Linked DNA regions of Homo sapiens: region 2 is linked to region 1. A link is a loop called in an ENCODE intact Hi-C map of the cell type or tissue named here. Cell type or tissue: ovary. All regions are shown on one strand.

Region 1 (8,000 bases):
GTGTTCACACCACTGCACTCGAACCTAGGTGATAGAGCAAGACCCTGTCTCAGGAAAAAGTTCTTTTGCTGAAGTTTGTACAGTTATCTGTTGGTTGGATGAAGCTTATTCTCTAGACTGTTTCTGAAGAAGGGCTCATGAGTGCTGTTTCTGTATGGTTAAAATTGGTTTTCTGTAATCCTGATAGTTGAAGGACAAGTTGGTGGACATAAAATCTTTGGTTCACGTTTTCCAATATTGAGTTTTTAAAAATTGTTGTTCCATTGTTGCCTTGTTTTATATATTGTTTTTGGGGTCTGATACCAATGTAATTTTTTTTGTAAGTTATTTGATCAAACTTTTTATTGAAGACCTTGAAGATTTTTTTTTTCTTTGAAATCTAATAGTTTTACTAGGTTATGTCTTGAAGTTGTTTGTTCTGTGTTAATATTCTAAGGTGCCTGGTAGTCTCTTTCAATGTGTAGATTCAGCTCTCTTTTTGTTTCTGGAATGCTTTCTTGGATTACAGTTTTAAATATTAGTTCTGTTTCGTTGTTTGGTTTTCTTCTGGGGTACCAAATGAATATTTTTTCTGACCTGCCTTCCATTTTTACCACTATCGCTAACCTTTTTTACTTTGCTTTTTCCCATTTTAATTTTCTTAGTATTTCTCCTGTCTTTATGACTGTTATTAAATTTTCCTTTGAATCTATTCTGTTGGGCATCTTGTAATTGTCTTCATTTCTAAGGTAATTTTGCCTTTTTCCTCCATTTCTTTTCTGAGTCTAGTCGGTCCTTTTAATTCTTCCTTCTAGTAAGAATTTCTGATTCATGGTGGGGTTTTAAATATCCCCAAATGTTTGTATGGATATATTTGTAGTTGGAGTGTGATTATAACATTTTCTCCTGCTTCATGGTTATTTCTTTTTTTTTCCAAGAGGAATTTTCTGATACTTTTTTTTGGTAATAACTGTATGGATCTGTTTATCCTTTTCTTCCTCATTTTTGTGCTGTTTTGTAAGATTTCTAGCAATGGCTTCCTTTTCTGTCAGTGTAAGAAAGTCCAGATTCTTTAGGAAGTTTGTGTTGGTGTGGATGAATAATATTTATCTCTTTCAACTTTTTTGACTGGATTTTTCTTGCAGGACCCTGAATTTTCTTTTGCTTCTTTTCATCTTCACCACCCAAATGCCAAAGGATTCCTCTTCCTTCTTTTTTATTTTTCCCTGAGAAGCTTTGGTTTTGAAGACTGTTACTTCAATAATATACTTTTAAGTCCCTGCCCTGTAAACCTTTCTTTGACTGGACACTATAGTAGTATTTTCAGATTTAGGGTGGACTGACTTGGTCTGCATTTGCCACAAAGCCTTGCAGCAGAAGCAGGGTGGGCACAAGTGTGTGAGATTGCTCCCTGAGATTTAAAAATTTACGGTTATTTCAAATGTGGGTATTCTCTGTCTTTAAGTTAGGCTGAGGGTGTGTTTTTGTTTAGTTTTATCTATTTTAGTTTTAGTTTGACTTCCACTGTCATCAGTTTCCTTGGAAGTTCCCAGTGATGACTAAATTTTCAGAACTGAGCTAATATTTTCCAGCTTGAAGGGAAAAACTAGTAAAACATATTTTAAGGTGTTACATGATCAACTCTGAAAATTACAACTCCATTCATAATGGCAGTCCTATTCAGTACTGTTACAGCACTTCGCAGTTTTGCCAACACTTTCATATGCTTTTTCTAATATAATCCCCTCAATGAAGAAATTGTGACATAGATTAAATTCCTGATGTCATGCAGCAGTTAAGTGATAGGACCAACTTAACACAGGCTTTCTCATTTACAGTCTGTGCCTTTTCTCCTGTACCTCATTATTTAACCTTGTTGATTCACACTAAGTGTCCAAACTGGTAAACCTCCATTAGGTTTATAGTAAGTATATTTAAAGTCATGCAGGCATGAACCTTTATGAAGTCTGGTTTGGATTGTGGGTTATTTTTTTGATCCTTTTAAAAAGATTAACTGTTCTTTCTTCCTTTTACCTTACAGGACCAAGCCATATGTCCTTCTATGTTCGAGCCCACAAAGGGTCAACACTTTCTCAGTGGTCTCTTGGCAATGGCACCCCAGTCACAAGTAAAGGAGGAGACTACTTTGTCTTTTACTCCCATGGACTCCAGGCCTCTGCATGGCAGTTCTGGATAGAAGTGCAGGTGCCAATTTCCCAGCATTGTTTGTTTCATTGATTAGGTTCCCAGGTGGTATTTAGCAAGAACCTTGGGTTCAGTATTCTGGCTTCTGAGAACTGGAGAACTAATTGATTTTCTCTGGCAGGTTTCAGAAGAACATCCTGAAGGAATGGTCACCGTGGCCATTGCTGCCCACTATCTGTCTGGGGAAGACAAGAGATCCCCTCAACTGGATGCTCTGAAGGAAAAGTTCCCAGATTGGACATTTCCCTCTGCCTGGGTGTGCACCTACGATCTCTTTGTATTTTAATCTTGTGGATGAGCTCTAAGTACATGCCCAGTGGATACTCCATGTGACATGGTTTCTCCCTATGTTACGTGGATGTTTGTAACGTAAGTCAATGAATTTTAATGATCATATGTTCAAAGAGCTTTCTGGGTTAACGCTTTTCAGGGCCAAGCACTATAAGGGTTTAGCTGTGGCGCAGTGATGCATGGCCTGTTGACACTTGAAAATGCCAGTCTTTTGGCACTTCAGCACATGTGGGTACTGCCACTACACACACGTCATTTTATATGACCTTAAGGACAAAGCCAACAATCCACTTCAATAGCTGCCCCTTTAGGATCAAGAAAGATGTACACTGTCAGAGCATTGTTAATGAGACAAAAGTTGTTTCCAATTTAAGCCCCAAAACCATTTGTTGTATTAGTGGATGGTGGGTAAAATATCATTCACTGAGGTAATGATTCCCCTTGAGAATATAACTCTGTGTAGGTCACTGGAAAGTGATTGCCATAGGGCTGGGAGAGAAGCATTGCACTCTTGAGGCTGTAGCCTGTGTCAAGCTGTTTCTTCAGGCAGCCTCTCAAATGTGCTTTGTCTCTCTGTGCTGAGGCCTGGACCCTGTGCTGAGCTGGTGACTCACTGTCCTGACAAGTGGACACACAGATGCACTGCTGTGCTGCTTTCCTGAGGTGGTTTTCTATGCCTGTTTTCCTCTGAAACATGTCTGTTACCCCTCTCCATCTTACCAAGTTGAAAAGGGGAATATTTGGCCACATACCCCTCTGGTTTTCGTAGGTTCTTTTGGTTCAGAATATTGTTTGTGCCAGTACATGACCTTAACTTCCTTCCTCAGAGCACTGAGCTGCCATCTGGGCTATTCTGGGGTAGAAGGAAGGCTGGGAGTGGTGGGAATTTTATAAATATTTATTCTCTTTTCTTTGTTTCATAGGAGTCTTGTGTTATACAAGGTTAGTCCTTCATGGTATAATCTTACTGATGCACTGGGCCTATCTTTTTGTTTTCCAGCCAGTTGAATAGATTAGTTTTTCTCAGTAACTTACTATCCAGCAGACTGGCTTTCCTGAGACTTGAGGTTGTGGCTTATACTGGAATGAGACCACTGTACGTGTAGGTGGTTCAGATCCTGCGTAATGGCAGCATGAGGACTTAAAAGGTGGTTTTCATTTTGAAGATGGCTATGTAGCTTGTAAGGTGTATCACAGCAGTACCTCTCATGGCTTTTTGGTTCCAGCAGTGAGGGCATTGGTGAGATCAATGGTAAACTGTGCAAGCTTTCTTTTTATCATTAGGAAATGTGAAACGTTGGACAAATTTTGAGTTTTAACAAGGACAAAAAGTTGAAAGAAAAGGCACAGTTAACAAAAAAGGGTGGCTAGATTTATCTTGGGTGATGGAGGAAATGAGAGAGGAATGCTCTTGAAAGGTGGTCTGTGGATCTGTCTGAATAGAAAGAGCACAGTAAGTATGCATTGCCGGAGAAAACGTCCTTGAAGCTGCTTGTCTCATGTGTATGATGTGCTTTTTAAATCATGCCCCTCGTTGCCTGCCTAATCTGTGACTCCCTAAAAACTAACTGGGCCCATGTAGATGGGGCTGCAACCAGAGCTGAATAACATGTTAGGCTCACACATGCATCAGCACTGCACACTGGAATCATTGCTCTTCCTGGACTTTGTAGAAATCAGTCTCAAGTGCTTCAAGAGTCTGGCTCCTGCTACTTTTATCTGTCAGGTAGCACATAAGGTTTGCAGGGTTTATATTTTGTATAGAATCACAGTTGTGGAGAAAAAGTAATAATTTCTCAATGAATTTTAAAAATGGGCCTATTTTCTATCCCCGTGGTTCATCTGATATAATTAGTGTTCCCTGTGAATTCCCCCCCTCTATGGGAAGGATGCCTTTACTCTTTATCAGTAATAAATTATGACTGTTTTCATATTGCCTTAGGGTTATTTCCCTGTGTAAACCATTGTCTTTTGTTTTGGTTTTCTTTAGCATTATGAAGCTTTGGTATTGTACAAGGTCAGTAGTAAGATGCTCACTAGTCTCAGGGCTTGTGTAATATTCTGGGAGGTCATTTAAATGCCAGAAATGGTCAAGCAATTATACACAGTATTTATGACTCTGTTAAGCATACCGTTTGTCTGTCACATTAGTAGATTCTGAGATTAAAAAAAATTTTTAAAGAGTGATCATTTAAATAATTTCTAAAAGGGTCTTTTCAAGCTCTAACAAAGTCACTAACAAATGCATTATTTTCTACAGAATTAGATGTTAGTAGTACAGTACTGCATATTCAGGGAAAAAGTGTGAGGAATTGATTTCAAAATAGTTCGTTCTTGTGTTTGACCTAAGAATGATTGTCGCATGAAGTGTTTGTTTTTACAGTTTAGCATATATAAACAAACATGATAGGATTCCTTAAGATGTTACCACCCAGGGGGCCACAAGCCAGCCTGCTGTCTCAGGAAGCTGTAGAAGGAGTGTTTGTCAATTTCTTGTCACTGGTTTGCTGACTTACTGAGGATTAATTGTTGCCTTACAATGTTACTGAAATAAACTGTTTAATATACTGGTTGGTATCTTTTTAACTGAAAAACAGATCTGTGTTCTTCTGTATCCCCATATTTTCAAGGGTTATTCCATGTCCACAGAGCCTTTTAATTGCTGTTAAAAGACCTAGATGGCTCATGTGAGCAAAGAACTCAACATGGAAATGTTTACTTCAGTTAGAATCCTTTATCTTAGAATGAAATGGTACTTCTGAATTTCACAGAAATTATTAGGTAAATGTTGAGCTTCACCTATGTAGGAGTTTTAAATCATCCCCATTAGCAAAAAAATAGCAAAGGGTAAAGGGCGTTCTTTTATTTGGGAGTAAGGGTAGGAGGGAGGGAAGAAGTTGCCTTTCAGCCAGAGTGACTCATTGCTTATTCTAATCTCCACAGAAGGAAAGGGCACCACCACTCACCAAAATAGAGCATGAACTTTGAGTTCAGAGATCTCTGTGCAAGTTATTTAAACTTTGAGTGAATTCTCTCAGAACAGTTCAATGCAAGGTGAAGCAGCTGAACAACTTCTAACCTAATACTCCTCTTCTTCTTTTAGGGCCAATAAAGTCAAGATGCAGTTATGGCTATTTACATTTGTTTTTAGCCAAGATGCAGTTACGACTCTTTTTAAATTTTTTAAAATTATACTTTAAGTTCTGGGGTACATGTGTGGAATGTACAGGTTTGTTACATATGTATACATGTGCCATGGCAGTTTGCTGCACCCATCAACCTGTCATCTACATTAGGTATTTCTCCTAATGCTGTCCCTCCCCTAGCCCCCCACCCTCTGACAGGCTCTGGTGTGTGATGTTCCCCTCCCTGTGTCCATGTGTTCTCATTGTTCAACTCCCACTTATGAGTGAGAACATGCGGTGTTTGGCTTTCTGTTCTTGTGTTAGTTTGCTGAGAATGATGGCTTCCAGCTTCATCCATGTCCCTGCAAAGGACAGGAACTCAACCATTTTTAGGGCTGCATAGTATTCCATGGTGCATACGTGCCACATTTTCTTTATCCAGTCTATCATTGATGATGGGCATTTGGGTTGGTTCTGAGTCTTTGCTATCGTGAACAGTGCTGCAGTAAACATACATGTGCATGTGTCTTTATAGTGGAATGATTTATAGTCCTTTGGGTATATATCCAGTAATGGGATGGCTGGGTCAAATGATATTTCTAGTTCTAGATCCTTGAGGAATCGTCACACTGTCTTCCACAATGGTTGGACTAATTTACACTCCCACCAACAATGTAAAAGAGTTCCTATTTCTCCACATCCTCTTTAGCATCTGTTGTTTCCTGACTTTTTAATGATCGCCGTTCTAACTGGCGTGACATGGTATCTCATTGTAGTTTTGATTTGCATTTCTCTGACCAGTGGTGATGAGCTTATTTTTCATATGTTTGTTGGCTGCATAAATGTCTTCTTTTGAGAAGTGTCTGTTCATACCCTTTGCCCACTTTTTGATGTTTTTTTTTTTTCTTGTAAGTTTAAGTTCTTTGTAGATTCTGGTATTAGCCCTTTGTCAGATGGATAGATTGCAAAAATTTTCTCCCATTCTGTAGGTTGCCCGTTCACTCTGATGTTAGTTTCTTTTGCTGTGCGGAAGCTCTTTAATTAGATCCCATTTGTCTATTTTGGCTTCTGTTGCCATTGCTTTTGGTGTTTTAGTCATGAAGTCTTTGCCCATGCCTGTGTCCTGAATGGTATTGCCTAGGTTTTCTTCTAGGGTTTTTATGTCTTACGTTTAAGTCTTTAATCCATCTTGAGTTAATTTTTGTATAAGGTGTAAGGAAGGGATCCAGTGTCAGCTTTCTGCACATGGCTAGCTAGTTTTCCCAACACCATTTATTAAATAGGGAATCCCTTCCCCATTCTTTGTTTTTGTCAGGTTTGTCAAAGATCAGATGGTTGTAGATGTGTGGTATTATTTCTGAGGTCTCTGTTCTGTTTCACTGGTCTATATATCTTGTTTTGGTACCAGTACCATGCTGTTTTTGTTACTGTGGCCTTGTAGTATAGTTTGAAGTCAGTAGCGTGATGTCTCCAGCACTGTTCTTTTTGCTTAGGATTGTCTTGGCTATGTGGGCTCTTTTTTGGTTCCATATGAACTTTAAAGTAGTTATTCAATTCTGTGAAGAAAGTCAATGGTAGCTTGTTGGGGATAGCACTGAATTTGTAAATTACTTTGGGCAGTATGGCCATTTTCACAATATTGATTCTTCCTATCCATGAGCATAGAATGTTCTTCCATTTGTGTGTGTCCTTTCTTATTTCATTGAACAGTGGTTTGTAGTTCTCCTTGAAGAGGTCCTTCACATCCTCTGTAAGTTGTATTCCTAGGTATTTTATTGTCTTTGCAGCAGTTGTGAATGGGAGTTCACTCATGATTTGGCTCTCTGTTTGTCTGTTATTGGTGTAGAGGTATGCTTGTGATTTTTGCACACTGACTTTGTATCCTGAGACTTTGCTGAAGTTGCTTATCAGCTTAAGGAGACTTTGGGCTGAGACTATGGGGTTTTCTAAATATACAATCATGTTGATCTAATATTGACAGTGGGGTGTTAAAGTCTCCCACCATTATTGCGTGGGAATCTAAGTCTCTTTGTAGGTCTCTAAGAACTTTATAAATCTGGGTGCTCCTGTATTGGGTACATATATATTTAGGATAGTTAGCTCTTCTTGTTGCATTGATCCCTTTACCATTATGTAATGGCCTTCTTTGTCCCTCTTGATCTTTGTTGGTTTAAAGAAGTCTGTTTTATCAGAAACTAGGATTGCAACCCCTGCTTTTATTTTTGCTTTTCATTTGCTTGGTAAATATTCCTCCATCCCTTTATTTTGAGCATGTGTGTGTCTTTGCATGTGAGATGCATCTCCTGAATACACCACACTGATGGGTCTTGACTCTTTGTCCAGTTTGCCAGTCTATGTCTTTTAATTGGGGCATTTAGCGCATTTATATTTAAGGTTAAT
Region 2 (8,000 bases), 60 kb before region 1:
TATAAGAACCAAACATGCCAAAAGTGTGCTAGAACAGAGTAATTTATTTTAATAACACATGTGGCTCTGAAATAAACTTGTTATAACAGCATGGGTTTTATTAACCAAGAATCACAGGACAACTTATTGAAGTGAGGATATCACTTGGTGATCTGAGTCTACAAATACCACCTTCTGAACAGTGACCAAACCATGACTTTGTTTATGGGAAATGTCCAATTAGTGTACACAGAACCACACCAAGTGGTGTGGGAAGAGAGATGAAGGAAGTGGGCATAGCAAGGAGCTGGGGTTGGGTTCGGGCTCTAATCCTGGCCAGGACCCCCTGTCTGCTTTGGCTAAGTCAGTTCTCCTCCCCCGGACCAGGTTGCTCATCTGTAAAATGAAGGTGCTAGATTAGTATCTGTAGGATCCCTTCTCTCCCCTACAGGCTGTAAAAATCAAACTAACTGGGCCAGACGCAGTGGCTCATGCCTGTAATCCCAGCATTTTGGGAGGCCAAGTTGGGCAGATCACGAGGTCAAGAGATTGAGACCCTCCTGGCCAACATGGTGAAACCCTGTCTCTACTAAAAATACAAAAATTAGCTGGGTGTGGTGGCACATGCCTATAGTCCCAGCTACTCGGGAAGCCCAGTCAGGAGGCTTGGTTGAACTCAGGAGGCAGAGGTTGCAGTGAGCCAAGATCGTGCCACTGCACTCCAGCCTGGCGACAGAGCAAGACTCCATCTAAAATAAAAATAAAAATATAAATATAAATAAAAATAAAAATAATCAAACTAACTGTAAAACTAAAGTACAAAGTGGCTTCTCCACTTGGTTTCCTCAGCTAGGTCAGAACCCCCATCTAACCATAGTAAGCCACATAGGTCCCTCCTCTTTCAAGTAGCCACCTGCACTCAAACCAACACCCCTGTGAACCAGTCCTCACCCACTCACTCTTTTAGAAAGGTGATATTCAACTAGCCTCACTAATAATTTCCAGCACAAATAAACTTTGCAGTCTCTATGTTGCAGTCCCTATGAAACCCAAATTCTAGCTACAAACAACCTTCAAACAAGAGGCATTTTTCAGGGTGGAGGTAGAGAGAGGTCATTTAACTCAGTGGTAAGCATTCAAGCTCTGAACATTAAAAAATAATTAGTTCCCTAAATCCTTGTAGAAAACCAGAAATGGCTAGCCATGACCTGTAAATGAATTATTGACAAAACCACTGAGACTTCTTTTCTTTCTGCCACTCCTTGTATCTGGATGTGTATTAGCTTCCTATGGCTGCTCTAAGAAATTGTTGCAAACTTAGGGACCTAGAACAATACGAATGTATTATCTGACAGTTCTGGAGTTTGGAAGTCTGAAATGGCTCGGCAGAGCTGTGTTTGTTCTGAGGGTTCTAGGCGCAGATCCACGTCCCTGCTTTTTCCAGCTGCAGGAGGCTGTCTGCATCTCGTGGCCACTCCGACCTCCTCCATTATCTTGTCTCCTTCTCTTACTCTCCTACTTCCCGCTTTCCTTCATAAAGATCCATGTGTTTACATCAGGCCCACCCAGATAACTGGGATAATCTCCCCATCTCAAGGTCCTTAAGTTAATCACATTTGAAAGTCCCTTTGCCAAGTAAAGGAATACGTTCAAAGGTCTTGTGGATTAGGATGTGGACATCTTGAGGGGGCTGTTTTTCTGCCTACCACACAGACTCATCTTCAGATCCCACCTCAGCCATTTAGTGTCTGTATGACCTTCAGTAAATGATATCCTTTCTCTAAGCCTCAGTTTTCCATTGATAAAACCAGGATAATAATAAACCCATCTTACGGGGTTTGTTTTGTTCTGATTTTTTTGATTTGGGTTTTTTTTTTTTTCCTGTCTTTTTTATTTTTTTAGACGGAGTCTCGCTCTGTCGCCCGGGCTGGAGTACAGCGGTGCCATCTCGACTCACTGCAAGCTCCGCCTCCTGGGTTCACGCCATTCTCCTGCCTCAGCCTCCCGAGTAGCTGGGACTACAGGCGCCTGCCACCACGCCCGGCTAATTTTTTGTATTTGTAGTAGACACAGGGTTTTACCGTGTTAGCCAGGATGGTCTCGATCTCTTGACCTCATGATCCGCCCGCCTTGGCCTCCCAAAGTGCCGGGATTACAGGTGTGAGCCACTGCGCCTGGCCGATTTTGTTTTGTTTTGTACATGTTATTCCTAAGAGAAGGAACAAAATTGGGGTTTTAGTGAAAAAGCCATCTGGGGGTCAGGTGCAGTAGCTCACACCTGTAATCCCAGCACTTTGGGAGGCCGAGGCAGGTGATCACTTGAGCTCAGGAGGTGAAGACCAGCCTGGGCAACATGGTGAAACTCCTTCTCTACTAAAAATACAAAAATTAGCTGGGTGTGGTGACATGCCCCTGTGGTCCTAGCTACTTGGAGGGCTGAGGCGGGAGGATCGTTTGAGCCCAGGAGGCAGAGGAGCAGACTGCACTACAGCCTGGACAACAGAATGAGGCTGGGCCTGTTTATAGTCATCCACATCGAGCATCACAATCAGTGATGATATTTGGGTTGATAACATAGATGCAAAATTCTAATCTTCAAAACACATTGAGTAATTGTAAGAATTGAAAAAAACAAAGCCCATATTTTCTAGATCTAACAGTGAGTTAAACAGCAAATTCAATTTACTGGCGTCTCTTCCCTCCATCCCCTGGGCATTCTTTGTAGCTGAGGGCTGCCTATGGGCTGCTGAGCATTGGTGCTGAGAGGATGCAGGAGAGAATATGCTGAATCTGGTTGGGGGAGGCCATCGCACCCCTGTGGGAAACCTGAAGGAAATGGTCTCTGTCTGCCATAAATCTCTGCAGCATACCCATTCAGAGTTTCCTAATTAAAGGGCGTCCAGTTCCATGCTGAACAGGAAAATCAACTATTCTGCTTGGGTCAAAGCGGAATGTGATATAACTCAAATAGAACGGGGAAATGTCCATAAACACAAACAAGTCCTCCATCCTTTCAGAAAGGAATAACCACCCCATAAAACAGGTGATTAATGTTGAACCACAGGGATAGCAAAGTACCTGAGCTATGGACCAGTTGCAAAGGCTTTGAAGCATGATGAAATAAATATGAACTCTTCCCCTTCACACCCACGGGAGTAAGTGCTTGCCCAATCCTTTGGGAAATGTAGTTAGATGTGATAATCACACATACATGAGTGAAACCATGCAAGGTTCCCAAGAGGAATCTATCTGACATAATCACAGGTTACATTGCAAAGTACTTTGGCAGCTACAAACAGCTTCCCCATACTTATATCATTTAATTTTCAGGGTAACCCTGTGAAATGGCCAAGGGAGGTTTTAATATCTCTGTTTTTACAGATGAGGAAACAGCCTCAGAGGGATGAAATGACTTCCTTAAGGTCACACAGCAAATTAGTAGCAGAGCTAGGATTTGAGCCCAGATCTGTGGGCCACTGGGTGGGTGGCGGGGGAGGGGTCTTGCTCTACTTTTGGCAGGCTTCCAGTAAGACTGTCCATCTGGTGCCTTAATAGTGACATGGATGCAGGCTGCTTTTGCTTGCTGTCCCTGGCCTTGCCTCTGGCCTTACCTTTAAGCTGTCCCTAGCTCCCAGAATATTTACCATCTTGCTTCACAAAGTGTGGTTACCTAGTGAGGTAAAGCACAGCATGAACATGAGCAGGGGCTGTGTTAGGGGTGCAGAATCCACCCCACCCAACCTCTCCAGACCCAGATCCCCAGGTAGCACCTAAGCACAAACAAGTTCAAGAAGCACTGACTGGCCACATTTGCCCATCCAGGCCTGCCTGACACTCCAAAGTGGCTTCTTCTCTGCCCTTCTCCCTGACCCAAACACTCCGAGGGCCTGAACAACAGTTACACTAATTGCCTCCCTCCTGGAACTTCCCCTTACACCTGTCCATGGTTCTGTGGCCTCAAAAATACTCCTCAGGCCTACTGAGTTCTCCTCAGTCTCCTCACAAAAATACCCAAAGAGCCCTTAGCAAGGCGTGCTCTCCTGAGGCAAGAGTTGACTCCACTGTCTGCTCTAAGAGGGCACCCTACAACCTCTCTTTGGTGTGATCAAGGAGAACCAATTTGAGTGGTTTCTTTTCTTCACTAGAGAATCTGTGGCAGAAATAACAAAAGACACTGGTAGCAAATGGAAGGGAGTGATGAGGTGGAGTGCAGTTAATCCACAGGCTGGAAGAACTCCAGATAATCTATCGATCGATCAATCAATCAATCAATCAGGAGTTAGTTTTGTGAAAGAAAAAGAGAAGATAACTTGAATAAGTTATTCTCTCTCTCTCTTCATCCTCCTCCCCACTCCCTCAAACTTTAAGAAAGTTACTTTTAATATTATTATTATTTTGAAATGGGGTCTTGCTATGTTGCCCAGGCTGGTCTTGAACTCCTGGTTTCAAGTGATCCTCCCGCCTTGGCCTCCCAAGTAGCTGGGATTATAGGCACAAGCAAAAACACCTGACAAGAAACTTCCTTTTAAGAGCACAGATAATTTGTCAAATCCTCTCAGAGTCACAGGTCAGGGGCATTAAAACTTTAAGAAGAAACAATGATTTATAAAAAAATTAAACCACCACCACCACAACAACAAAAAAAAAAAACACTGAAAGTTTCCCAATGGAAACAAAAACAAAACACGATGATTCAAGTTTTAGGCTCGACAAATGCAAGTTTAAGTTTCAAAGGCCCTATACTGCCCCAAGGAAGAGCTGGCGGGGGTGGGGGGACATTTTCCCCTGTTCGCTTTGGCAGGAAACCAAGCTAAACTACCAGAGGGGCCAGGACACATCCTGCCCTCTGAAGAAAACCACAAGGCTGACATGCTCAAAGCAGCCATAATTTTTGGTAGACCAGTTGGGAAGAATGTGGTATTTGTTGACTTTTGTTTCTGTAGCAGATGGTGACTTTAGAAGACCTGAGGTTCACAACCAGAAAACTTGACTGTCAACTGGAAATATATTTATGGTTTCCTGCAAGGCTGATAAAGTTGAAAAATCCACCCATATATAAACAAAAAGGGGATGAGGAGGGGTGCAGGAGGTATGCCCAGGCTTCTTCCAGAGGAGTTCCTGCTCTTCTGACCAAGCGGCTCCTTGACAGTTCTCCGCAAAGGTGACGGCAGAAGTTTCTCTTTAGTTCTCACAAAGATTGACTGTAATCTTCTCTGCTAGGGCCAGGCGTGGTGGCTCACGCCTGTAATCCCAGCACTTTGGGAGGCCAAGGAGGGTGGGTCACTTGAGCCTAGGGGTTTGAGACCAGCCTGGAAACATGGCAAAACACCATCTCTACTAAAAATACAAAAATTAGCCAGGCATGGTGGTACATGCCTATAATAAGAGCTACTCAGAAGGCTGAGGCACAAGAATCACTTGAACCTGGGAGACAGAGGTTGCAGTGAACTGAAATCGCATCACTGCACTATAGTCTGGGGTGACAGAGCAAGACTCTGTCTTGAAACAAACGAACAAACAAACAAAAAAACACAAAATCTTCTCTGCTAGGCAGCCTGTGGCTACTTGGCCACTTACATCTGAGTCTGGGCAGAAAGAGCTGGAAGGCTGCAGGAAGGAAGTCTCAGGATGTAGGATGTTAGTGTTTTCCAGGACAGGGTGTCTAATTTTAAGAGGAAAGATTTTTTTCCTTACCCCTGGTAAGGAAATGTATGTTTGATTGTAGGTCTGACTGAGATTCTTCTCCCGGAAATGCCATCATACTTCACAGAACATTACCCCTCAAATTAAGTCTGTGCCGGTATTGGCCAGGGGGTGGAGGAGTGCTCGTTATTTTCCATAGCCACGGTTCCAGGATGCACTGCTCTTCCCATCCTTCCTCCCCCCAGGACACACAAGAAGAGTAAATACAGCTGCATATCCCCAGGCTTGGTCTAAAATCCAGGAGGGCTGTAACTCTGCCTTTGAGTTTTACAACCCCGGTGTGTGCAACACTGTCCGTGGTAGGGGATGGGGATGAGAGAGAAGACTCCATTTCAGAACATTTGTTGTAGCAGAGATCTTCGGCTCTGCATCAGCAAAAACTTCAGAAAGCGTTCTGCTACTTATTCACTGTTCCTGCAAAATAAACAAAGCAGTGGCTAGAAGCGGGGAGGGGGGCATTTGACAAGACTGACCTCTCAACTAAGAAGGAGAGAAGAAAGAGACTTGACTGGCTAGCTACATCTGATACATTCTAGCACTATAAACTTTCCCCCAAATCTGGAGATAAGAATCTCATGAATAACCTGATCCCCACTCAGGGAAATATTTTATCTTTAATCAAGTATGTCCTTGAGGGCTTAAAGGTGAGGGCTCAGAGGCTTCAAACTGGCAGCAGGTGGGTGGAATCCAGTTTACACACCTATTTTCTTTGGCACACAAAATGTTCTTCTCTTTTTAAATTTGTTTCCAACATTAACAGAGCAGAAGGTTTCACATAAATATCTGAGTTTCTGTCATTTCTTGAAAAAATAGCAGATTTGGCTGTGCTGAGCCCCAAATTCCGCAGAGCTATGGTTACTGTTACTGATTTAGGTGGAGCCAGGGTTCTAGTTCACGCCAGTCCTTACCACTCCTTCTAACCTTAACCTGACCTGTTTTATTCTATCACCTTATCTGCCCATGTCAGGAAATGGTTGGTAAATGCTCTTTTCTGTTCCCTAAATAAGTCCCAATTACCTTGCTGACATAATAGCACTTTTGAATAACAAGTCTGTTTGTCACTTGGCTTTTTGTATCTGAATCTCTTAATTTGGGCTCACAACTTTGTGGAGCTTCTTAAAGATTAGCCTTATCTCTGGCTAGGATATTAGAATCATGAAGGAATCTGAGAGGGAAAAGGCTTTTAAAACTTTAGGCTATGAATTAAGCGATTTCCTTAGCCTTTTCTAAAGAATCAGCATCTCTGCTACAGATCTGTTTATTGATTTTCTTTAAAAAACGGAGATCAGAAATCCTGATTTAGTACTTTGAATTGCTTGGAAGTAAGAGGCTACTGAAATCCAAGGCACTTATTATCATCACAATTTATAACAGCAACAGAGTAGCAAATGGCTTACTGAAAGTGAACTTGGGGAGGCATTTGTCTCTGGAATTAAGACTTCTTTTTATAGTCTACTTGCTACAGTCAGCTGTGAATAATATACAATTAATAAGTTTGTTTCTGATTGAGGTGAAATTTACATAATATAAAATTGTTTTAAAAGTGAACAACTTTGTGGCATTTAGTACTTTATAATGTTGTGCAAACCACAGCTATCTAGTTCCAAAACATTTTCTTTTTTTCTTTTTTCTTTTCTTTCTTTTTTTTTTTTTTTTGAGACAGTCTCGTTCTGCCTGTCACCCAGGCTGGAGTGCAGTTGAGAGGTGAAGCCGGTTGGGCTTCTGGGTCTGGTGGGGACTTGGAGAACTTCTCTGTCTAGCTAAAGGATTGTAAACACACCAACCAGTGCTCTGTGTCTAGCTAAAGATTTGTAAATGCACCAATCATCACTCTGTAAAAACGGACCAATCAGCACTCTGTAAAATGGACCAATCAGCAGGATGTGGGCGGGGCCAAGTAAGGGAATAAAAGCTGGCCACCCCAGCCAGCAGCTGCAACCTGCTCCAGTCCCCTTGCACTGTGTGGAGGCTTTGTTCTTTCTGTTTTCACAATAAATCTTGCTGCTGCTCACTCTTTGGGTCCGCACTACCTTTATATGCTGTAACGCTCACTGTGAAGGTCTGTGTCTGCAGCTTTACTCCTGAAGTCAGCAAGACCATGAACCCACCAGGAGGAAAAAACAACTCCGGATGCGCCACCTTTAAGAGCTGTAACACTCACTGCGAAGATATGTGGTTTCACTCCTGAAGTCAAGTGAGACCACAAACCCACCACAAGGAAGAAACTCCAGACACACCATCTTTAAGAACTGTCACACTCACCGCGAGGGTCCACAGCTTCATTCTTGAAGTCAGCGAGACCAAGAACTCACCTGAAG

The links. A loop is a pair of places that touch in the nucleus more often than their neighbours do. Peaks named below come from ENCODE experiments on the same cell type or tissue, not always from the same donor. Only the 100,000 strongest peaks of a DNase experiment are listed, where the experiment ranks them.
Region 2: a loop joins it to region 1, with 5 times the contacts of the local background. A loop is called at or near these places in 14 of 110 quality-filtered maps.

The regions. Positions count from the first base shown.
Region 1 is chr9:5,781,614-5,789,613 of GRCh38, reverse strand. It overlaps ERMP1 (endoplasmic reticulum metallopeptidase 1), which reads left to right. Exons shown (of 15, transcript NM_024896.3): 14 at 2,021-2,184; 15 at 2,306-5,042. The coding sequence ends at 2,470. Among named protein-coding and RNA genes, the nearest start is that of ERMP1, 48 kb to the left of the region's middle. In ovary, no CTCF peak of the experiment used is centred here; no DNase peak of the experiment used is centred here.
Region 2 is chr9:5,841,773-5,849,772 of GRCh38, reverse strand. It overlaps a transcript of ERMP1 not described here. Among named protein-coding and RNA genes, the nearest start is that of ERMP1, 13 kb to the right of the region's middle. RefSeq lists enhancers at 4,891-5,010, 5,141-5,260, 7,869-8,000. In ovary, no CTCF peak of the experiment used is centred here; no DNase peak of the experiment used is centred here; H3K27ac peaks cover 1,046 bases.